Regions from separate parts of the Homo sapiens genome. Here region 1 is linked to region 2. The links are chromatin loops, found by intact Hi-C in ENCODE. Cell type or tissue: heart left ventricle. All regions are shown on one strand. Each heading gives the region's core, and the rest is flanking DNA. Links, peaks and the distances in the headings are about the cores only. Region 1 overlaps ZBBX (zinc finger B-box domain containing). Region 2 has its middle 210 kb from the start of ZBBX.

What was found. Peaks named below come from ENCODE experiments on the same cell type or tissue, not always from the same donor. Only the 100,000 strongest peaks of a DNase experiment are listed, where the experiment ranks them.
Region 1: a loop joins it to region 2, with 15 times the contacts of the local background. A loop is called at or near these places in 8 of 110 quality-filtered maps.

The regions. Positions count from the first base shown.
Region 1 is chr3:167,298,678-167,310,966 of GRCh38, forward strand. ZBBX (zinc finger B-box domain containing) reads right to left here. Exons shown (of 22, transcript NM_001199201.2): 17 at 6,966-7,273. Among named protein-coding and RNA genes, the nearest start is that of ZBBX, 75 kb to the right of the region's middle. In heart left ventricle, for the core only: no CTCF peak of the experiment used is centred there; no DNase peak of the experiment used is centred there; H3K27ac peaks cover 1,869 bases.
Region 2 is chr3:167,160,425-167,172,713 of GRCh38, forward strand. No RefSeq gene overlaps it. Among named protein-coding and RNA genes, the nearest start is that of ZBBX, 210 kb to the right of the region's middle. In heart left ventricle, for the core only: no CTCF peak of the experiment used is centred there; no DNase peak of the experiment used is centred there; H3K4me3 peaks cover 355 bases; H3K27ac peaks cover 2,079 bases.

The DNA of each region.
Region 1 (12,289 bases), core at 2,181-10,180, 140 kb after region 2:
AAGAGGACAGAAGTTCATGAAATAAAATAAACTTTTTTTCTCTTTCTTCCTTTATTTTCATCCCTCAGTGTCTTTGCACATAAATTATCCTGGAATACAGAGTTACTTTCACACGCAGTGGCTTTGAACTAGTGTCTTTGTCTATATATAAAATAATTTCAAAACTGAAGGTGAAATACCAATGGGAACTATCTGCCCTGACAATGGTCATGGAAAAAAAAATGTAAGTTAACAAAACACTCATCATGAAGCAAATATAAAGTAGGAAACTGTGGCAAGAGGAAGATAAGTAATTTATGACGTTTATATAGCTAGAAACTAGCAGACCTAGGCTTTGAATATAGGTCTGCCTGATTTGAAACCTAGACTTATCCTGCCACCCTATTAATTCATTTTTACATGTTCTTATTCTAGGATTGAATATAACTGGGATTTTAAAAAATGTGAATCCAGTAGAAACAGATTAGGAATTCATTAGTAAGAGCTCTAGATGAGGTTATAGTATAATCAGAGTAGCTATCAGTTTTTAATAATTCCGTAATGAATCTAACTAATGCCCAAATATAGTCTGTTCCCATAAATCAATGTAAAGCAACTTGCTTTAATTTTTTATAAATTTATAAATTATATAAATGAGATCATATTAAAGAACAAAGCTAGTGACCAATAAAGCATGTCATTCAAAGACAAATCGAAATCAAAATTCTCAGCACATATCCCCTGGCCCTCCCAGACACCAATAAACAATTACAGAATTCTTTCCACTCTACTGAAGCTTATATTTGAATTATGCAATCGCAAATCTGGAAGAGTTTTGAATGTCTTGGTTTACAGATAAAAATCCTAAAATAGTTATGTTTTGTCTACTTTTAGCACAAACTTACAAAGTTAACTATTGATAGTTTTAGAGCCAGAACAAAGGACCCCTAACTAGTCCATTGTTTTCCTAACTACTGCCCTACAAATTAGTACTTAATTCCGTAGGAAGTACTACCTTACACAGAAATCATTTTCTGAAAACTGAAGTACAAAATGAACAATTTTATACTCAATTTGGATGGAGCACCATAGATTTCTAAGTCATTTCTTCTGATGGAATGGCTTCTACTAGGACAGAAAAAGAGGGAAATAGGTTCAGGTATAGTTCTTAGGAATGAAAAGAAAGTAGATTCAACCACTTTATTCAGAAGCAGGAACTCAGTCTGCAAACTGTGAAGTACCAATTATGATGGCCACTTTAGAAAGCTCTATTTTACAGCTCCCCTCCACCTGCTTTTCACCTTTTGTTTTGCAACTCTTCAAATTCTCTTGTGATCCAACAACTTAATTATTTATAGAGATTGGCCATCTCCTATAATAAGATGCTCAGGGAGAACCTTTGGCACTCAGCTTAAGTCCTGTCTTACCAGTGGTGGAAAATTTCTGTGAAACTATTTACACTTTTTTATTCCTCAGATATAATTACCTAGGAATGGATTAAAACATTATTTTATTTATAAAAGGGGCAATCCTGGAGTCAGAAACCCATTAGTTTGTTGAGAATTCTTTTAAAATCCTATGACAGATTATTCCTGAAAAAACTTCAAATCTCTCAATCCAATATCCCCCATGAGGAAAAGGCAAGCTTTACCTAACACTATTTTATTACTGTCCAGGACTACCTTTAGTCTCACCTAATTGAAAAAAAACAATAACCATGTAAGCCATTTTACAACAGTCACTGGTTTTTGATTATGTCAGCAGCTTTGAGCTGCTGAGAACTTTATGGATCCTATGCACTTAAACACTCATTCAGATTGTTTCCTGAACTAGCTCTGTCAGAACATATTTTACACTGAGCAATATTTTATACTGAGCAATGGATAGTCTTAAATTGAATAAAACAAGAATGTATACCAGCCACACACACATTCCCATCTCCCCCACCAACCCTTTTTTTTTTTTTTTACGAGATAAGAGTCTCACCCTGTCACCCAGGCTGGAGTGCAATGGCGCGACCTCAGCTCACTATAACCTCCGCCTCCCGGGTTCAATCGATTCTCCTGCCTCAGCCTCCTGAGTAGTTGGGTAGTTGGGATTACAGGCACCTGCCACCACGCCCAGCTAATTTTTGTATTTTTAATAGAGACAGGGTTTCACCATGTTGGCCAGGCTGGTCTTGAACTCCTGACCTTGTGATCCACCCACCTCAGCCTCCCAAAGTGCTGGGATTACAGGCGTGAGCCACTGTGCCTGGCCTTTTTTTTTTTTTTTTTTAACTTTTAAGTTCAGGAGTACTTGTGCAGGTCTGTTACATAGGTAAATTTGTGTCATGGAGATTTGTTGTACAGATTATTTCATCACCTAGGCATTAAGCCTAGTACCTACTAGTTATTTTTTCTAATTCTCTCTCTCCTCCCACTCATCACCCTCTGATAAGCCCCAGTGTATGCTGTTCCCCTCTATATGTTCATGTCACACACCTTCCTTTTAAGAAACATCTAAACTTAGTGACACACCTGTTACATTAATTGAATAGAGTAGTATGCATTAACATATAAAAGAAGGAAAGGAACCCTGCTGTAAATTATTGGTGCTATGTAAGTCACAGCTATCCTGACAGACTCTGATCAGTTGAGAGTAGACCAGGAATTCAATGGGATGCAAATCATCAGACTATCTAACTAAATGAAAGATTCCCTGAGAAAGTGGATTGGATAAATAGGCAGGGCCTGAGGGCAATACATGTTTCCTTATCCTCTCCTACTGAATTGAAGAGAACGGCAGGAAAGAGTTTTCCCAGTGAATTCCTTTGAGTTTATTACTGCTTTATTACTTTTGAGTCAGATTCATAGTTCATTAATTTTTACTTTTTTCTTGCATTTGGGATTATAAATTTCCCAGTAAGTAGTATTTGAGTTTCATCCTATACATTATTTACCTGTGATGTTTTTGCTTACATTCAGTTCTAAATATTTCTACCTTCTATTTTAATTTTTTCATTAACCTGGACATATTTGGACGGGCGCAGTGGCTCATGCCTGTGATCCCAGCACTTTGGGAGGCCAAGGCGGTTGGATCGCGAGGTCAGGAGATCGAGACCATCCTGGCTAACACGATGAAACCCCATCTCTACTAAAAATACAAAACGTTAGCCAGGCGTACTGGTGGGCGCCTGTAGTCCCAGCTACACGGGAGGCTGAGGCAGGAGAATGGCGGGAACCCGGGAGGCGGAGCTTGCTGTGAGCCACGATGGCACCACTGCACCCCAGCCTGGGCAACAGAGCAAGACTCCGTTAAAAAAAAAAAAAAAAAAAAAAAAACCTAGACATATTTGAATTGTATTAATTTTGTTAGCATTTTGCTATCGATTTATAATTTATTGTATTATGGTTGGAAAACACCGTGTGTAATATGATTTCTTTAGCATTTGTTGAAACTTCCTTTGTGGATTTATTTTTGTAATGTGTTGTAACATGTATTTTGTAAATGTTCCATGTGTTCTTACAAAGAACACACATTCTCTAATTATTGAGTATGTGGTTCAAAATATGTTCTTTAAACTTATTTGTATTGATCAAATCTTCTCTATCTTTACTAATAGAAAATCTTATTGGATTGATGGATTTGTCAATAATACCATGTGGTTTTGTCCATTTTTGCTACAATATATCTGAGGCTATATTGATAGGTACATACAAATTCAGATTTCCTTTAATCTTTCTATTAAATAGTTGATTTTATCATGTACATAATGGTCCCCTTTACCCTGATAATGTTTTATTACCTTAAATTTTTTTTTAAATTAGTGCTTGCCTTTACTCTGAAATTCCTCCCCCCACCCCATGTTTTAAGCAGGTTTCTGGTAAAATAACTATACACACACACACACTATCCACATTTATTCTAATTACTTATATGATTGGGTTTATTCCCGTCAGCTTTACTCTTTCTACTTGCTGTCAAGAATTGTGAAGGGTCTGAGATTTTATCCTACGTGCAAGCCTGTTATAGTTTCATGGATGCTGGACGAAGACACAAGACTCCTTGGTCAGAGACAAATGACTTTATCACTCACAACAATAGCAGTTGCCAGAGTATCATCATTTGCACCAATTCCCAGAACCCAGTTTTCACAGGACATCATGAAGAGAGCCACGTGACATCTGCACATACCCTGAGCTGTGTTACAGGAGAGAAATCCTGATCTTAGGAAATCCAATTATTTTATACTGGGCAGTAAGCCTGCCTGACCTTTGCCAGAGGAAAACATTATTTTTATTACACCAGACAGTAAACAAACCTAGTCTTTGCTCTGAAGAGGGACATAATCTCTATATTTCAAGGCTGTTATCTATACAAGCACCCTTGAAAATATACTTTGGAACAAATAGAGTCAGTGGTTTTGCTCAAAAGATGTGCAAAAAAACATGAGAGACCCAAGAGGAATTGTACACCCAATACTTAACTATACTATTTTTCCTTTGATGCATTTATTTCCTGACTGTTTTAATTAATTGGATTTTCTATGGTCCCCTTTTCCTTTAGTATTTTGGATGACATACATTATGTCTGTAACATTTTAATTGTTACTCAAAGTATTTAACATGTATAACTAAAACACTAAGTCAACAATCCCTACAATGATCTCTACCTTCCTTTATAATACAGAATCTTAGTACTTTTAACTCTAATCATACATATCTAACAGTCTTACAAGTTATGGTACATATTATCCTCATTCAAATTTCTTCTTTTATAATTCTCAAATTGGGCATTCTAATAATTATTTTGTAATACATCTAATATATTTGCCATTTTCCCCTCACACCATTATTTCTTGCATCCTACTTCTTCCTTCCAGGTTTAATTTCTTCCTTTTTTAAGTATATCATTCAGATGTTCATTCAAGAGGCGAAATAACTAAATTACCTGAATTTTTCTCTAAACTTGCCATTATTTTATTCTTGGTCTTGAATGAAAGTTTTGCAAGCCTTAGAATTCTAGATTGTTAGTCAGTTCTATTGGAAGTTTAAAGATAATGTTCCACTGTGTTACACTGTTGAGGCTATCTGTTGCTGTGCATGAGAATTTAATGTCAATCTAGTAATTGCTCTTTGGAGATAATTATCTGTTGTCTTTTATTGCTTTTAAGATTGTCTATGAGGTATCTCAAAAATAAGTCATAATGCGAATTTGTTTTTATTTATATTGTTCAGGAATTGTACTTTGTTATTTCACAATCTGTCATATTACTAACTCTTCATATGTCTTTGCTGCAATACAAGCAATTTTTTAAACTTATCTTCCAGGGTAATATTTCTCTCCTTATTTGTATTTAATATGCTGTTTATATCCATTTTATTATAATTTGAATAAATATATTTCGAATGTTAGAAATTTTTATTGGCCTTCATAAATGGAGCAGTCCATACTGTCTTATTCTTAAGTTCTTTTTATTTCTTCCTTTCTATTTTTAAACATTTTAAATATAGTCTCACAGGATAGAGATTGAGTCTCTCTCTCTAGAGCAAAGAGCAGGTTTGTTTACTGTCTAGTGTAATGAAGATAGTCTTCCTCTAGGACAAAGGTCTGGCAGGCTTACTGCCCAGTGTAAAAGATCGGGTTTCTTAAGGTCAGGATTCCTCACTTATTACACAGCTCACTGTTTATATAGATGTCACCTGGTACTCTTCATGTTGCCCTGTGGAAATCTGGAAATTGAAGTTCTTGTTTTCTCTGCTGAAATGCATGCTATGATCAATCGTTTTCTTCACTGGGGGAACGAGAAGATAAGCCCATCTGAAGTGGAGCTTTATTTTGTGGAATCTATTGTGGGATAAGGTGTAAGCATGTCCTTTTATAAAGTATTAGTACTTACTTCTGTCAGATACATCAGGATATTAATAGGCACGGATTAACAATAATGTTAATGTCTTGGCTTCAAGTTTCCAAGCAAGAAATACATATGCAAATGTATATTTGGGTATGTATATCCAAACCTATGCTAAATGAAAGCCCAAGATATCTATTTTCCAGGTGAAACGTTTTATTGGCCTAGCCCAGATCACTTGCAGAGATCAGTTTCCTTTCATCTTGTTGCACCTATGGGTATGTTCCTAGTGCACTCCTTTAATGACTGATCAGACATTTAGGGGTCTAAGTTTTTGCAGAGGACTCAGTTCCAATTTCTTATCTCACAAAGGTACAATATCTGCCACAAAGTGGGCACAGAAAGCCAATCCTCCAAGCAGAAGTAGCAGCAACTCAAGTATTCATCCTTCTGCTTTTTTGCTTCCCTCTTCAGGAACCATAGGAATTCATTTTAAATGACTTTTAAGCATTGTTAAAAATGTTTGCCTCACTTAAATTTCCTAAGAATGTATTATTAATAATTACAATTAGTAAAGATTTCTAGTATATAGAATGAAATTCAAATATAGTTTTAAAACATGGTAACAATGCAATAATGAGCTACTTTACCTTTCCTATGAGAAGAAACAAAATCTACACCTCTATTTCCTTATTAGCCATCTTCCTGAAAGAATTACCTTCTTCATCTTATACTTACATTAAACCACAGTAACTGGTTCTGTCTAGATATCTGCATTTATTTCATTTTGACCATTGACTATATTATCGGAAAAAACTAGAAAGTATTTATTATACTGTATTATTCATAATGAATTTCATTTGGAAAAGTTGTTACTTTTCCATGCTCTTACTATGCTGCATAAGGTGGGCCTTAAAGTATCATTTATCACAGAAAGCCATTTATTAAAATGGCATTCCTCATATTAGAATTTGTCCTAGAGGCCATTAATGTTCTCTCCCGTATGAGTCACTCTTCAACTATCTCATAATAATATAAGGCAGCACATTTTAACTTTAATAGGAAGTAACTTGAGAATGTATTGTGTCACTAAGACATTTTCTTATGAGGTTTCTTATAAAATTTTAATATAATAAACATAATAGAGATTTACCAGTGATGACTTTGTAGTTTTTGATTCTTCAAAGCTTGGCCTCTTATACAGATTGCTCAATTCCAAGGATTCTTTGATGTCTTGAGATAATTTCTCCTCAATGGGAGCTTTTTCTAAATCTCTACCTAGCAAAGTGTCCTTGCTTTCAAGTGATACACAGGAATCATCAGACTTTTGATTACTTTCTAAACCTATATTTTTCTCCTTTAAATTTCTTTCAAAGGAGGTGCTTTCCTCAATTTTTTCAATGTCAGAAGAATACACATCAGGATCCACGATGTTGTCAAAATCTGTGTTTGAAGTTTCTGCTGTTAAAAACACACAGTTACAAAAGGTACATAAATAAATTTAAACAAATAATTAAACTGTTAATAAACCAAAAGTTCTGTGGTAAAAAAACTTTCTCAATAAACACTATTTCACAAATTCCTTTACTGATGTTTTAGTGTTAAAATATTTTTACTATGCTTATATTCATAAGTGGTAATCATAATTCACTTATAGAACCAAACATTAATGAGCTAGACTAGTAAAAGAAGGTAATATTTTATTTTGCAATGAAATCTTAAAATTGATGCAAATTTTTATTTCAGCCTGTGGTTCAATTCTCACTTTCCCACCTCCTCCTCTCACTCAAATTTTACAACAGTAATTCATGAGAAGTAACACAGGGGGAACATTTTTTCATTTTGCCATTTTTCCCTAGCATGCCTAGCAATAAAGAGAGGGCACAGGGAAATGTGCCAGATGAAAGAAGAGCAGCAGTTGGGGGCACAGAAAATGTGTAGCAGGGACACCTGCTTCTAGAAAGCTACAAAGTGAACAAGATTGTATTAGTCATCTACCTCATTATGTCTGCTTTAAATAAATCATTTGGTTTACATCACCGGTTTTTAACCTGGTTGCACAGTAGAATCATCTGAAGGCACTCTTTAAAATTGTCAGTGTATGGGCCTGACCCCAAACCAATTAAATCAGATCCTGAGAGTGGAACTCAGGCATTGGTCTTTTGAACTTCCCCTTGCTAAGTTGTCCAGGTGATTATAGTGGGTAACACAGTAGTGAAACACTGGTCTAGATTTTCTGAAAAATAAAAATTCTTTGAATGTTTATACCATACTACTTTCATTTTAAATAAATGTACACCATTATCCAGACTGAATATAGCTTCTTCTGGTTATCCCTTACTCTGTTCCAAAGACAAATATCTCTATAAGTAGACTATGTAAAATAGTAGAAACTCTGAATAAAACTGTCTCCTGTGATGTAAATGCTTTACAGCTTTACAAAGGACTTGCTTGTTGCAATCAAATGTTTATATAACTCACCAATTTCAGATAGTATTTAGAACTAGTGGAAACAAGGAAGTCAAAAGTACCTCTCTCCATAAGACACACCCACACAGGTGCAGAAAAGGCTTTCGACAAAATTCAACATTCATTCATGTTAAAATCTCTCAATAAACTAGGTATTGAAGGAATATATCTCAAAATAATAAGAACCATATATAACAAACCCAGAGCCAACATCATACTGAAAGGGCAAAAGTATTCCCCTTGAAAACTGGCACAAGACGAGGATGCCCTCTCTCACCACTCCTATTCAACATAATATTGGAAGTCCTAGCAAGGGCAACCAGGAAAGAGAAAGAAATAAAGGGCATCCAAATAGTAGGAGAGGAAGTCAAACTATCTCTGTTTGCAGACTACATGATGCTAAATCCAGAAAACCCCATAGCTTAAGCCCAGAAGCTTCTTAAGCTGATAACTTTGGCAAAGTCTCAGAATACAAAATCAATGTGCAAAATCACTAGCATTCTTATACACCAATGACAGTCAAGCTGAGAGCCAAAAGAGCTCCAATAGCTAAGGCAATCCTAAGCAAAAAGAGCAAAACTGGAGGCATCATGCTACCCAACTTCAAACTATACTGAAGAGTTACCAAAATAGCATGGTACTGGTACAAAAACAGACACATAGACCAGTGGAACAGAATAGAAAACCCAGAAAATAGACCACACACCTACAGCTATCTGACCTTCAACAAACCTGACAAAAACAAGCAATGGGGAAAGGATTCCCTATTCAAAAAATGATGGTGGGATAACTGGCTAGCCATATGCTGAAGATTGAAGCTGGACCCCTTCCTTATACCATATACAAAAATTAACTCAAGATAGATTAAATACTTAAATGTAAATCCCAAAACTATGAAAACCCTGGAAGACAATCTAGGCAATAACATTCAGGACATGGGTATAGGCAAAGATTTCATGACAAAGATGCCAAAAGCAATAGCAGCAAAGCAAAAATTGACAAATAGGATCCAATTAAACTAAAGAGCTTCTGTACAGTGAAAGAAACTATCAACAGAATAAACGGACAAACTACAGAATGGGGGAAAACTTTTGCAAACCATGAATTCAACAGAGCTCTAAGAACCACCTTCTATAAGGAACTTAAAGAAATTTGCAAGAAAAAAGCAATCTCAATAAAAAGTGGGCAAAGACATGAGCAGACACTTTCCTAAAAGGGACATACATGTGACCACAATCCTATAAGAAGAAGCTCAACATCACTCATCATTACAGAAATGCAAATCAAAACCACAATGAGATACCATCTCACACCAGTCAGAATGGATATTATTAAAAAGTAAAAAAAATAACAGATGCTGGTGAGGTTGTGCAGAGAAAGGAACACTTATACACTGTTGGTAGGAATGTAAATTAGTTCAACCATCATGGAAGACAGCATGGTGATTTTCAAAGACATAAAGACAGAAATACCATTCAACCCAGCAATCTCATTACTGGGTATATACCCAAAGGAATATAAATCATTCTATTATAAAGATACATGTATATGTATGCTCAATGCAGCACTATTTATAATAGCACAGACAGGGAATCAACCCAAATGCTCATTAATGACAGACTGGATAAAGAAAATGTGGTACATATACACCATGGAATACTATGAAGAAAAACAAGATCATGTACTTTGCATGGACATGGATGGAGCTGGAGGCCATTATCCTTAGCAAACTAACAAAAGAACAGAAAACTAAGCACTAGTTTATAATTTATAAGAGGAAGCTAAATGGTGAGAACACATGGACACTTTAGAGGGGAACAACACACACTGGGGCCTATTGAAGGGTGAGGGTGGTAGGAGGGAGAGGAGCAGGAAAAATCACTAATGGGTGCAAGGCTTAATAAATGGATGATGAAATAATATGTACAACAAACCCCCATGACACAAGTTTACCTATGTAACAAAACTACACGTGTGTCCCTGAACTTAAAAGTTAAAAAAAGGCATGCCTACCAGTGACATGTCAGTTTACCACTGCTATGGCAACATCTGGAAGTTATCACCTGTTTCCCCAGCAACAACCTGATGACCCAGAAGTTGCCACCCCTTTTCCAGAAATTTCTGAGTAACTCATCTTTTAATTTGCATGTAATTAAAAGTGGCTAAAAATATTACTGCAGAGCCACCTCTGAGATGCTACTCTGGGTACAGTGCTTATGGGGTAAATCTGTTCCAAAAGGAACACTGCCTTTGCCACTGCTGTACACTGCTACTTTAATAAAACTTGCTGTCTAACACCACTGGCTTGCATGGTGCAAGCTGTCAGTGGATCTACCATTCTGTGGTCTGGAGGATGGTGGCTCTCTTCTCACAGCTGCACTAGGCAGTGCCCCAGTGGTTACTCTGTGTGGGGGCTCCTACCACATATTTCCCCTTTGCACCACTCTAGTAGAGGTTCTCCATGAGTGCTCTGCCTCTGCAACAGACTTCTACCTGGACATTTAGGCATTTCTGTACATCCTCTGATATCTAGACAGAGGTTTCCAAACCTCAAGTCTTATCTTCTGTGACTCACAGGCCCAACACCATGTGGAAGCCACCAAGGCTTGGGGCTTGCACCCTCTGAATCCAAGGTCCAAGCTGTATCTTGGCCCCTTTTAACCCTGACTGCACTTGGAGCCACTGGGACAGAGTACCATGTCTTGAGGGTGAACAGAGCAGTGAGGCCCTGAGCCTGGCCCATGAAACCATTTTTCCCTTCTAGGCCTACAGGCCAGTAATGGGAGGGGATGCTGTGAGGATCTCAGGAATGCCCTAGAGACATTTTCCCCATTGTCTTGGCAATCAATAGTTGGTTCCTCTTTATTTATACAAATTTCTGCAGCATGTGGCTCGAATTTCTCCCCAAAGAATGGGTGTTTCTTTTCTACCACATGGTCAGGCTGCAAATTTTCCAAACTTTTATGCTCTGCTTCCCTTTTAAACATAATTTCCAGTTTCATACCATTTCTTTGTGAATGCATATGACTATATGCTTTTTGAAACAGCCAGGTCACATCTTGAATGCTTTGTTTTGCTGCTTAGAAATTCCTTCTGCCAGATGCTGTAAATCATCTCTCTGAAGTTCAAATTCCACAGATGTCTAGTTTGAGGAGGGGGCCAAAATGCTGCCAGTCTCTTTGCTAAAGCATAGCAAAAGTGACCGTTACTTCAGTTCCCAATAAGTTCCTCATTTCCATCTGAAACCATCTCAGCCTAGACTTCATTGTCCATTATCACTATAAGCATTTTGGTCAAAATCATTCAACAAGTCTCTAGGAAGTCCTAAGCTTTCCCACATCTTCTTTTCTTCTTCTGAGCCCTCCAAACTGTTCTAACCTCTGCCTGTTACCGAGTTCTAAAGTCACTTCCACATTTTCAGGTATCTTTACAGCACTACTTCACTTTTCTGGTACCAATTTTCTCTGTTAGTCCATTTTTAAACTGCTATAAAGAACTACCTAAGACTGGGTACTTTATTAAGGAAAGAGGCTTAATTGACTCACAGTTCCACATGGCTGGGAGGTCTCAGGAGTCTTATAATCATGGCAGAAGGTGAAGGGGAAGCAAGGCATGTATTACATGTTGGCGAGGGCTGGGGATCTGCCACACACTTTTAAATCATCAGAGCTCACGAGGACTCACTCACTATCATGAGAACAACATGGAGGAAACCACTCCTATGATCCAATCACCTCCCACCAGGTCCCTCCCTTGACACATGGGGATTACAATTTGAGATGAGATTTGGTTAGGAACACAGAGCCAAGCCATATCATAGATAGAAATCTAAAAATTATATACAAGATCTATATGAGGAATTCTACAAATTCTGATTAAAGAAATCAAAATTCTAAATAAATAGAGAAATATTCTATGTTCATGGATGGGAAGATTTAATATTGTTAAGATATTTTTTCCCAACTTGATCTATAGATTCATTGCAATCCCAATCAAAATCCCCGCCTT
Region 2 (12,289 bases), core at 2,794-10,793:
GTCATCTGTGTGATATGTAAGTGCAAAATTTTCTTAAAGTGGTACCATGGAAAATAATAGGTTACCCTTTTCTATGAGCTTTATTTGCTTATTTTCCTTGTTCAAAAATACATATTTTAATTTTAATAATTTTAATAATTTATAGCACATAATTTATTAAATATTTAAGTATCATTATGTATTTATGTATATATTTATATCTATATTAACACATGCCAAATATACCCACAAAGGCAGATTCTAGCAGTACAAAATTACCCCCACCTTCTCCCAGCAAAAAGTGAATGCTAAACAATGTTCCTGTCACTAGAGAGTCCAACAAAAAAATTTATTATATTTCTATGAGTTACAATTGTCATTAAGATCAAACCATTAGCATGTAGAATTTACAAGCTGTATATGTTTTTATGTGAGATAAACTATCTCACCAGAATATTTCAAATGCATACACTCTTGAACAATGTTTTGTAATTCATTTACTGAGGAAATCACAGCTCAGATGCAGCATCTGGTTTTCAGTGAGTTCTGGCGTTTTCCCCATTTTTCCATCTGGATTGACTGAGGTACAAGTCAATCAAGTGTGGAGCCATAGGTCTCACAGCAAGATAGAATCTGGTCCAGGAATAAAGTCCAAGAGTTCTCCTTGCAAGCACTGTAGACATAAGTCTTCTTTATATAGAAATATTATTTTATTAATTCTATTTTTAAGGCATAGATGACTGCAATCCTGCTACTGTTAAAGTTGTGCATTTGACTAAAGATTGCAGTCATAATAGCCATCATTTTAGAGCATCTGTTACACCACGCATCCAAGTTAGCAGTTTTAATATTCACCAGCATGGCTTTATTTGGTAAGCATACGTGCTGTTTGGAAGAACTTGCTATGTAATCTAACACTAAAAAAGAGTGACCAGCAAAATATATTCTTCACAAATCAAAAAGCACAGGATTTTGAGAAAGATCGCTTAAACTTAAGACCCAATTTTGCCACTACCTTGCTCTGTGACCTGAGCAGGATCTTGAACCCCTCCAGGTTTGTTCAACATTGATAAAATCGGTAAAAATAATACTCCATAAATACTGCATAAATAAAGTAGTTTTATCGGAGAATAAAATTTAGATGGTAGTGTGTTAATATGAAAATATTTTAAATATCATATGCAGATAATGACATTCATTAGACTGGATTAACTTTATGATGTTGCTGAAAATAGATTAGATAAAAAAATCATTGGCCAGTGATTGTAACAAGTTGTTACCTGGATGGTTACATGTGGGGTTAGTATTAGGCCAAGAATATATGCATTAAAAATTCAGTGTGTATGGTGCTTTTTTTATGCATCTGTGGCAGAGAAAGCATTGCACACCAGACAGTTTACAGGTTTTCCTGCATGTCCTAGTCTTCTTGCATTTAGATGGGCCTTTGAGATGAGTTCTGCAAAAAGGGCTTTCGGTAGACATAGCCTTTGACATTTCTAGATGGAAGCATTTAAGATCTGGAACTTCATGTTTCAGGAATGTTTTCCCTTTCTATACTGGTTACCTATTGTTACATTAAAAATTACCCCAAAATTTAGCAACTTAAAATAACACACATTATCTCTCAGTTTCTGTAGGTGATTAATCGCCCTGAAACTGGGTCCTCTACTTCAGAGTCTTTCAAAAGGCTGCAATAAAGGTGTCAGATGGGGCTGGCATCTCATCTAAAAGTTCAACTGGTAGTGGATTTACTTCTTGTACACTTACATTGTTGTTGGCTAGGTTCAGTTTCTTCAGGGTTATTGCACAGAGAGTCTCAGATCCTTGTTGGCCATTAGCTAGAGGCCACCCTCAGTTTCTTGTTGCATCAAACTTTCAACATAACGGCTTCCTTCATCAAAACCAATAAGGGAGGAAGTTGGCCAATAAGACTGAAGCCACAGCATTTTGCAACCCAAGAACAAACATGGCCTTCAATGTTGTAGTCTGTAGGTTAGAGGCAAGTTAATTGAGGGAAGGGAATTGCTAAGGCCATGAGTACCAGGCAATGAATTTTCTAGTGGACTACCTTAGAAGCTGCCTGCAACATCCACCAAAAAGTTTGTCTAAAAGATGAAATAATCACTGTCAGTTTGACTCCTGAATGACCATGTGGAGCAGAGCCTCCACTCACCTGTGCTGGATACATAGCACAGAGATGTTAGAGCTATGTTGTCATCATGACTAATATAACATGTATTCAATTTGAACCTTACAGCAAGGATCATTAAATTAGGCAGGAAACTATTCCAAAATACAGCTAAGAGACTAAATTCATAGAGATGAGGTAATTTATTCCAAGGTAATAAATTAAGTCATAGCAAAATGCATATTCAGGATGTGAGCTTAAAACTAGCATCATTTTCTTCTTTACTTTTCTCTAATAATGTGTTTGTTAGAATTCCTCTCTCCCCACTATACTGCCACTATGGTTATTTTAAATAGTTTTTAAAAGACATATAGCATTTTTGTTATCTTTCAGAAAATTCCTCTCTTGGCTGTGCTTGCCTAAATAATGAAATGCAAATTTACAGTACAAAGTAATTGTTTTGTAATTCTTTTTCTGATTTGCCCAAGAAAAGTTAGTTGGTGTATCCTCTCCATAGTCCGGAAGTCCATGGCCTATGGGCTTCCACCTTATATCTCTTAACCTTATATACCTCTTAACACCTAATATTACTGAGATAGATCTTTGTTTATATCTTCTTTTCATCTGGATACTAAACCCCTTGTAATCAGAGGACCTAACTCCTCTTTGTATTCCCAGAAAAAAAAACATAATTCATAAAATGCTGTTTAATCAATACAATATATGGAATACTATAACTTGGATATTTTGGAAATTACATATCAAGTTCAAACATCAGAATGCACCTTTAACTAAATTTGAAAATAACAACCTGTGTTGTTAGATCAATCCATGGGGAAAGTAAAAGCTACTTGAGAAACTAGGAAAGATCAAAATAAGTTTTGTTCACTGAAATTTCCTATTGAAGTGCCCCAGTATTTAGTGGATTTCATATAAAGTGTTCAGATTTCTTTTCCTGTCAGATGAACCCCCCAATAAAATTGTATTGCTCCTGTAGGATTTAAAAATTTTTACTTGCTGATAGTAATAATGATAATGGCACCACAACCTGACATTTATTCAGCACCTACCATGTGCTAGGCATTGTTCTAAGACTATAAAATGTGTTATTTCATTTAATCCCTACTAAATATATGAAGTAACATTGTTTACTCCCCTTTATCTCTGGCTTAGAAAAATGAAGAAAATTGCTCAAGGTCAGACTGCTGGTAAAGGCTGAGCAGCACCCTGAGCCGACGGTGTTTGACAGTAAAATCAATGTTCTTAATCCCATTCTGTATGGTCACCACTGCAACATGCAGACCCACCTCCACCCATGCATGTTCCTTCTTTCTGATCCAACCTCTGCATTGAATCAGCAATTCTACCTAACCTAAATAGATTTTTCACGCTTAAACTTAAGCTACATATTCTAAAACAATGTAGTAAAGTATATAAAATTATGATTCTCCAGAATATTCCAAGATTAAAATTTTCATCCCTGATCTTTCTCTCAAGCCACTATCCTAAGCAAGCCCATGTCTTAGTCTGTCTGTGCTACTGTAACTTCACATACCACAAACTATGTAATTTATAAAGAGCAGGAATTTATTTCTCATAGTTCTGAAGGCTAAGAAGTCCAAGATCAAGGTGCTGGCAACTGCCGAGGACTGTTCTCTGCTTCCAGGATGCTGCTTTGAAATTCTTCGTCCTCACATGGCAGAAAGTAGAATCTGCCAGAGCCTTGATCTTGGAGTTCCTGTCCTCCAGACCTGTGAGAAATAAATTTCTGTTATTTATAAGCTACCCAGTTTTTGGTATTTTGTTATAGCAGCCCAAATGGACTAAGACAGCTGTGTTAATCAATACAAACACATTTCCTTCCTAACCATATTTTTTTTTCTCAGGTATTCCTGTTGTGGCTAGGCAGAGGGCTAAATGAGTAAAACTGACCTATTGTGGCACTTGAGGGTTATTATTCACCCTCAGTGAGAAAGTAAATTTGCCTCGTAGGGCTAATCTGGTATGTTAATCTGTTTTCAAGCAGAATCAGAGCAGTAAGAATATTCAATGGCCACCAGCTGGCAGGTAAGAGTTTATCCTGCCCTTAAAACTTCCAGCTAAAGAAATCATTTGTGTCCTTCAATATCCTTTAAGGTAAAAATGCTACTTACCTAACTGGCTAAATTTTGAACCCATGACTTCCTTTTCAATGTTAAGCATTTTAGCAAAAGTGTAATTTTATGTTCACAATTCCAATGTAACATTCTTTCATAAATGATATAAAAATGTAATAATAAAAGCAACAAGCAATAATAATGGCTAATATGTAATGAGTGTTTATTGTTTGCCAGGAACCATACAAAGGACTTTACATGTATTATCTAATTTAATCTTCATAATGTATTCTTACGATAGGCAACCTTACTAGCCCAGTTTTTCAGACAGAGGAATCCAAGCTGAGGGAAGTTAGATAACTTGCCCAAAACAAAAAAATACAGCTCATGGACAAAATTACGATCCAATCACTGGCTCTCAGATTCCAGTCCCCAGTACTAAGTTGCTGTGCACTACCCCTTTTCAAATAAAATATACACTTAAATGTCATGACATTTCCAAAAATATTAGAGCCAGACTAATTTTGTGAACTCAGAGATCTCATGTTAGAAAGAGATTAGAGATCTCCTAATTGGCCTCCTGCCTTCTCTGTTGCACATCTATAGTTATTGGCAACCAGAAGCCAGAATTATGCCTTCACACATAAGCCTGATCATGTCAGTCCTTTGGTTCAAATACTCTCACTTCTTCTTCAGAGTAAAAGTCAAAGTCCTTACAATGTCATACAAAGCTTTGTGCAGGCTGCTGCCCACCTCCTACACTCTAATCTCATCTTCTACCTCCCCTCTCCTTCACTCCACAGAGAAATACTGGCCTCTTTGTTGTCCAGAGAACATTGTCCTTCCTCAGGTTGAATTTACTGTTCCCTCCTTGTGATCACCTGATTTGATATTTCAACTTTTTGAGGCTTTTGCTCAAATATGACTTTCTCAATGAGACCTTCTCTGACCCTCTGTTTAAATTATAACCCACCTATGACTTTTCTTGGCACTCACCGTACCCTTTATTGGATTTCACTTATTATCTATCTCTCTCCACAATAACTAAGATCTGTGAGAGAAAAGATTTTGTGTATTTTGTTTGCTGTTAAATCTGTAGTGCCTTGAACAGTGGCACATAGTAGGTGTTACATAAATACTTGAAGACATAGAGGAGAAAAGGTGAGCGAATGGTGCTAATAAGGCTAAAATGCACACCATAATACCACTACTGACTATATCCTATTAGCAAACTGAGAAACCGATATAAATTTGAACTGCAAATTGGAAATTTAATCTACAAATCTATGCAAAAATGAACAGAGACTAAGCTCAAAGTAATTTTAAATAAAAAGGGCAGGAAGATCTCACAAACCCACATTTTTAATTATTAACAGGACAAATTGAAAGTTTACACAAGAATAAAGATACAAGATGAGCCACACAGATACCTCAAATATGAAGTGCTGCAAAAAGAGTAACTAATAAAGTTACTAACACAAAATGTCATATTCAGAAAAATCAAGATTACAATGTCCTGGCTTCATTATTCCTGTCAACTGAGAAGTATAGGAAATGAAGTAAAATGTAACCAGTGACACCAATGAACAGAGTGACAAGAAGACAGAGGAATAATAATAGCTCCACAGTAATGACTCATGCACATTTTAATTCATCTTTGCTTTTTACCAGTTTCACATTAAAACCTGATGGAGAAAAATGAGGCAGTAAAGTGAAGCCACACAAGACCTTTAGGAGCTTTTAATATGAACATCAGAGAAATCAAGTCAGAAAGAAAAGAGTGATCCTTAAAGAATTTTGAACAGTCATTAATTCCTCACAGTGCCAGAACTGGCAAGGAAGGCAAACAAAAAAAGTGACCTGGGGTTGTGAAAAGATTTTTGAAGGAGCTTCATTTTCCCAAACACTCATAGATTTGCTTTTGAACTATCTTTCCTTGGCATCCAAACTAGCCAAACTTTGTGAACTCAGCTCTCTCACCAGATGGAGTGTTCTTAAGTTCCTCTCTAATACTATCTTCTCCAAGTGTAGTTTAAAAAGGCAAATAAATAAATAAATAAAGCAAAAGCTCAGCAGAGGGAACCATTCTTTTTATTTTGGCAGTGATACGCAGCTCCTTGGCAGGCAGCACTGTTAGTTAACATTGTTAGCACTTTGGAATTGTCTGACTTTTGTCATGTGTTTAAGCTGATTAGCCCCCTGGGTGACTTTGGCTTCCAAGGCAGCATTTCTTTTGACAGCTTGCTGAGGGTACAGATGTCTGGACAACAGATAAAGTTCTTAACCCTTATTTCTCATTTGGTTTCCCCTCAACTATTTTAATAGTGCCTGCAGACTTACAAACAGAAGGCGGTGGTTTATAAGGTTTTAAGATGTTCACTTAGGGGCTAACTCACTATCGGCTATGGCAAATTTACATCAGGAGCAGCACTTGTGACTCCTCCTTCACTCTCTAACTCCTTTCACATGTTGAACTTTGTAGATTGTATCTTTGCAATCTTAAATTAGCTAGAGCCATTTCATTTTCATTGCGACTATCCTTTCCCCAGTTCTATTATTAATGCCTAAGAATGAAACAAGCTTTCTACCTCATTCCTTATGATAGGATCTCATTTTCAGTTTTATATTACATTATTTCCTTCGATATGGCCAGTGCTCCATCCAAACTAAAATACTTTTTACTTCCTGGTTATGCACATGAATTCCAAGCTCTGTGCCTTTGTTCATGATCTATCCTCCTGATATATTTTTACCTAATCCATTATTCAAAATCAATGTTCTAGCCGCTATTTTTTGAGAGACCATAGATAATTTGGGGTTCTAGTATCAGAGCAGCTAGCAATCCAAAAATGAAGGGGAGCTAGACACGGGTGTTTTTGGTGTGCTTTTCACTGGATAGATACTCCATTTACCTGGCAGATAGCCTAATGCCCAATTAGTTGTCTGGCCTGTGATCCAGAGCCCCTCATACAGAAAACTTGTTTATACTGTCAGATGCCCTTGTAGCTCCTATCTGACCCATGTCCAGTTTACACATGCCTGACCATTTCTCTGGCATTGCAAGCCCAACCTGCTATTCTCTCTGGCATCCTGGGTGAAAATCTTGCCCTGGGACAGCCCCTAGTCCCTGAGATGGAAGGCACAAATGCCATATAGTACCACAATAGTAAACAAGTTCAAAGATTTTTACCTATAGATCTGGGCCAGAAGAGTGAAATGAGCGCAGTTCTTTATCTCTGGGTCGCATGAGGTCAGAATGAATAGTTAGGCAGAGAAAGAGAGACGAGCACGTGGCAACTAGCAGTACATATAAGGAAATATGGTGTGGGTCACTTCTAGTTCACAGGCAAATTCCTGAATTGTCCATTTAAAGGAAGCAGTGAGAAGGCCAGAAGCCTAGTCTGCCAGGCAGGAGAGATGCCTCTGAGGTTTTACCTCTGACCACTTGCATTAGCCATTTGCATGTGGTATAGAACTAGAAGCTGTGTCAAGGGTGACTGAGCCCTAAATCTGGTATGAGAAAGGTAAACTCTTATTCAAAGTGGATACTGAGGTAACATAAAATTATGAGAATTCACTGAGTACTACTAGTCACTGTGATATATCTGATTAACCTTAATGATTCTACCATTTTTAACAAATAACGCTTAGGTGTGTTTTTCAAACACCTTAAATTATTTCAAAAATATAGTCTCCATAAAATCAACCTTATACTCTGCTAACAAAATTCATCTTCCTGGAAAACAAATGCTGATTGTCTATAGAATCATTCAAATAGGCTATATTAAACTCCTTTTTTCCATAATTCTCGTGGTGGCTTTGTTTTCCTGATTGAGCGATGGCTGATACAATATGCAAATTTAAAAGCACATGTTCTTTGATCCTATTATTTTTCTTCTTGTATTCCTTGTATCTATTATAAACAATATTAACCCACATACATGAAGAAAATGAATAGCATTGATCAGTGTTTCATTGTAATAGGACAAACAAGATAACATTGAAATATCCATCAATGAGGTGGTACTATGCAACAATAAAAAATATGTCTACATCTATCAGCGATATTGAAAGTCTATGGGTCTACATCAGTCAATGACATTGAAAGTCTGTCAATATATGTTGTAAGTGAGAAATAGCAAATTTCCAAAAATACATACAGTGTGCGAAACAACACATAATAAAAACAAATGCATTGAAAAAAGTCTAGAAGAACTTTCTGTAAATTGTTACTCCTTGAGAAGGATGTGTGTTTGAGTGATGGGATGAAATAACTCTTTCTTTTTACTCACTTTACCAATGTATTGTTTAGCTTTTTTTCAGAGAGAATGCATTCACATGCTATACACTTATTTTAAACAACATATAGAATGGCAAATATTGATCTCATAGTGGATTGCATAATGGTGACCTGATGTGTTACTGTTTATGTTTGTTTATCTTTAGCTTCATAACCACATCACAGCAAACAGCTTGACGAATCTGTTAGAATACTAATGTAATTTTTAAAAGCACTGTCAAAAATAGAAAGGTCTTCTCAAGCAGTGTTGATCAGAGTCCTGAACAGGATATAATCTTCAATTTAGGGTATCATATTTCATGAGAGAAATTAATAACGACTGTGGCTCTGGAGTATAATCAGGGTATAGAATCCATGTGATATTAAGCACTTTAAACACTGAGGATATTCACAATGAACCAGAAAAGAATATGTCATTTAGGAAGATGTTAGCTTGAAAGCAGCAGACTGCTTGCTTAAAAAAAAACGTCTAATATAACAAGATAGCCCGTGGTAAGCACTTTCAGGGTAACTCAGCCAGCTCTCTATGATTATCTTATATTTTCCTCTCATAATTGCAAAATGACCTCGAGAATCATATGCTTTCATGGAAATACCAAAGGCTGAGATGAAGGGTGGGAAAGATCATTTATCCTGCATCACTGGTTAGGTGTCATCAAGCATAACTTCCACGTGTCTACTTGTCAGTCGCGGTGGAGAGAGAAAATGGCCACACGGCGACACCATATGAACTAATAACCTCTAAAAGCCATTCCAACTCTAAGAGTATCTCCACAAATGAGCCTAATCCACACAAGAAGCAACAATCAAGCACCGTTAGAGAAGTAGAGTACAACCAAATTAAAAACAAAAATTAAAGTCCAAAACTTAAAGTCAGGTTATCTAGCTGGTTTAAAAAAAAAATAAAAGCAGGTTGTGTACAGGTTGTGTACAGTCATGGAATCAAAATATTATACCTATTTACTAAGCCACCTGTAATACCAGTGGTGTTTTATTCAAGGTAGAGAAAACATCAGTCATTTCATATGGTTGCAAATGTCACTTGGAAAAAGAAAATTGCTGAGGACTTTCCATGTAAGTTTTTTGATATGCCAATCTAAATGTACTGTTATTACAACCTGAGATATAAAATATGTCCTCATAGGAAAAAAAAATTTCTATGTGTTTTGTAAGAACACTTACCCTAAAAAATGGTAAATGTATAATGCAGTATTGCTAACTATTGTTACAATGCTGTACGGCAGATTGCTGGAACAAATTCATCTTGCTATTATTTTAAATTATAATCTTTAACATTCAGTACCATATTCTCAGATTCTGTTGTTTCTCTATGTGCTCAGTCAACTCCTTTCTGTCATCATTATCTACTAAGTCGCCTCACTATATGGAGCACTTCATTATTTTCAATTCATATCCACTGAGAAGATGGATTTAGGAGCCAGGTAGTGATTATACCAGAGTAATTTATAAAGGTCTTCTTAGAATTTGTCCATCTTGCATGTGCTAGTGACCAGCCCACTGAGTTCTACATTACTCACTATTATTAAACCTGCAGGGATGTTTCACAAGGCTTCAGCCTTAATAACAATAAAAAGGCAAATGGAGGCACCTATTTATTACACCTCAACATCTAGTTTATTTACTAAGCAATAAGTACTGGCCATTACATTGACTCACTATCCTTCAGTTTACCAAACCCCCAAGACTATCTAATCATTTCTTCATTATTTGCTTATTAATTTTAAATGTAATCATTAGATTTGTGCTGCACTATTACCACTACTTAAATCTAAAATGTTGTGTTTATTTATTTTCATTCTTTCTATTGACGTATGCATTATCTATCACCTGTAAATTAACATGCACTTTCTAACACATTCTTTATGAAGTGACCAGCTTTCTGATTTAATAAAAAAAACCACATCTGTCCCTCAGACATTAACAGTAATCAACAGCTAGCCTATGACAATTAGTTTGACTTAAATGAAGTGTCTGAGTGATATATGGAGGAGAATATGTCGTGATGAAAACCATTTCTTCTATACCTAATTTAAAGCCTGCTAACAAAGTATGCTTCATATTATAATTTTAATTATATTTTTAAATTAAATGGATTTTATTCATTTTTACAGCCTTTATCCAAAATGCTATATTGTTGAATATATCTTTATTCTTGAGTTTTCATTATGAAGTGAAGATTGGGTTCATGGCGTGCAATAATTTCTGACACCAACCACCCAGAAACAGGTCAAATTCTACAGGTTAAGAGAACAATCTTCCACGTTGCCCTTATTTCAGACACCAGATGCAAGTTTTGGGGTCCCCAAGCCATTTTCACTTGTAATCTGTCAGCTACAAATTCAGGGGTTCCCACTACCCCCTTAGTTTCAATAATTCACTAGAACAACACAGAGAACTCAATAAAACATAATACTTAACTATTAAGGTTATACTATTGCAAAAGGATAGAAATCAGAACAAAGTACAGGGAGACATGCATAGAGTGAGGTCTTAGACGGTTTTAAACACAAAGCTTTTATTGTCTCCAGAGATGCATTAACCATTTGGCACATGAAGTGTGACAATATGCAGAGTATTGCCATCCAAGGAAGTTCACCTGAGCTTGGTGTTCAGATTTTTATTGGGATTTTATTACATAAGCATAATTGATTGAATCATTGGCCACCTGGTTGAACTCAACCTCCTACCACCCTAACTCTCCCCAGATGTTAGGCTGGTAGCATGTGGCTCAAAGTCTCAACTCTCTAATCACGTGGTTGGGCTTTCTAGTATGGACAGTTCTTATCCGACTTCTTCTCAATCACATAAACTATCTAGGAGTCCACCCTGAGTTATCTAATTGCCTAAACTATTAGGGGTTGTTCAGAAAGCACACCAGGAATAACAAAGACATTCCTATCACTAAGAAAATTCTAAGAATCTAGAAATTACTGCTCAACTGGGAACAAAATCCAGCAAAATTTTTTATTACAAGGGTTTGGAGGTTACTTCTCAGAAACCAGAGACAAAGTCCAGCCAAATTCTTGACAAGAAAGGGCAAAGAATTAAATACATATGTAGAGATTTTGTTATGCACATATTTCTCTATTTTACATGAAATTCAAAATTTCTTAGACTCATAGAGGAAAGTGTCCTCATAGTACACTAAATGTAGTAAAATAGACTTGATGTTCAACACTCATCACTTTTTCTTATATCACCCATTTCCCAGTAGTCAATAGCTCAGTTTGAAGTCATCCTCACTGGGTTAACAAAAATTCTGGACAGAAATATAGTTATACTTAACCATCATCAGCCTGCATTTTAACCCACTTCCTTGTTGCTGAAACTCACATAGAACCAGATGCTGATCATTTACATTCCCATTGTTTCTATAGATAGAATTTCTGAGGTTAGGGTCATAAGAATTTTGTTTAAGAATTGATTTGCATCCTCATTGTTCCTACAGATATATTATCTAACATTAGAATATTAAGGCTTTTGTTTAAGAATTACTTAAGATGTTTTTCAGATCCCAAATTTCAGCAAAATAGTGACACCAGAAGAACCAAATCAGCATGAGAATACAGTTTATTTCCCTGTCTCATGACTTCACCCTGTACTCTTTGGCCAATCAATAACTTTATACTTTGACCCATTCCAAAACCCTTAAAAACACTAGCCCCATACTCTTCAGGGAGATGGAGTTGAGATTTCCTCTTGTCTCTTTGTTCAGCGGCTCTATGATTAAACTTCTTTTTCTGCTGCAACTTGGTGTCTCAGTGT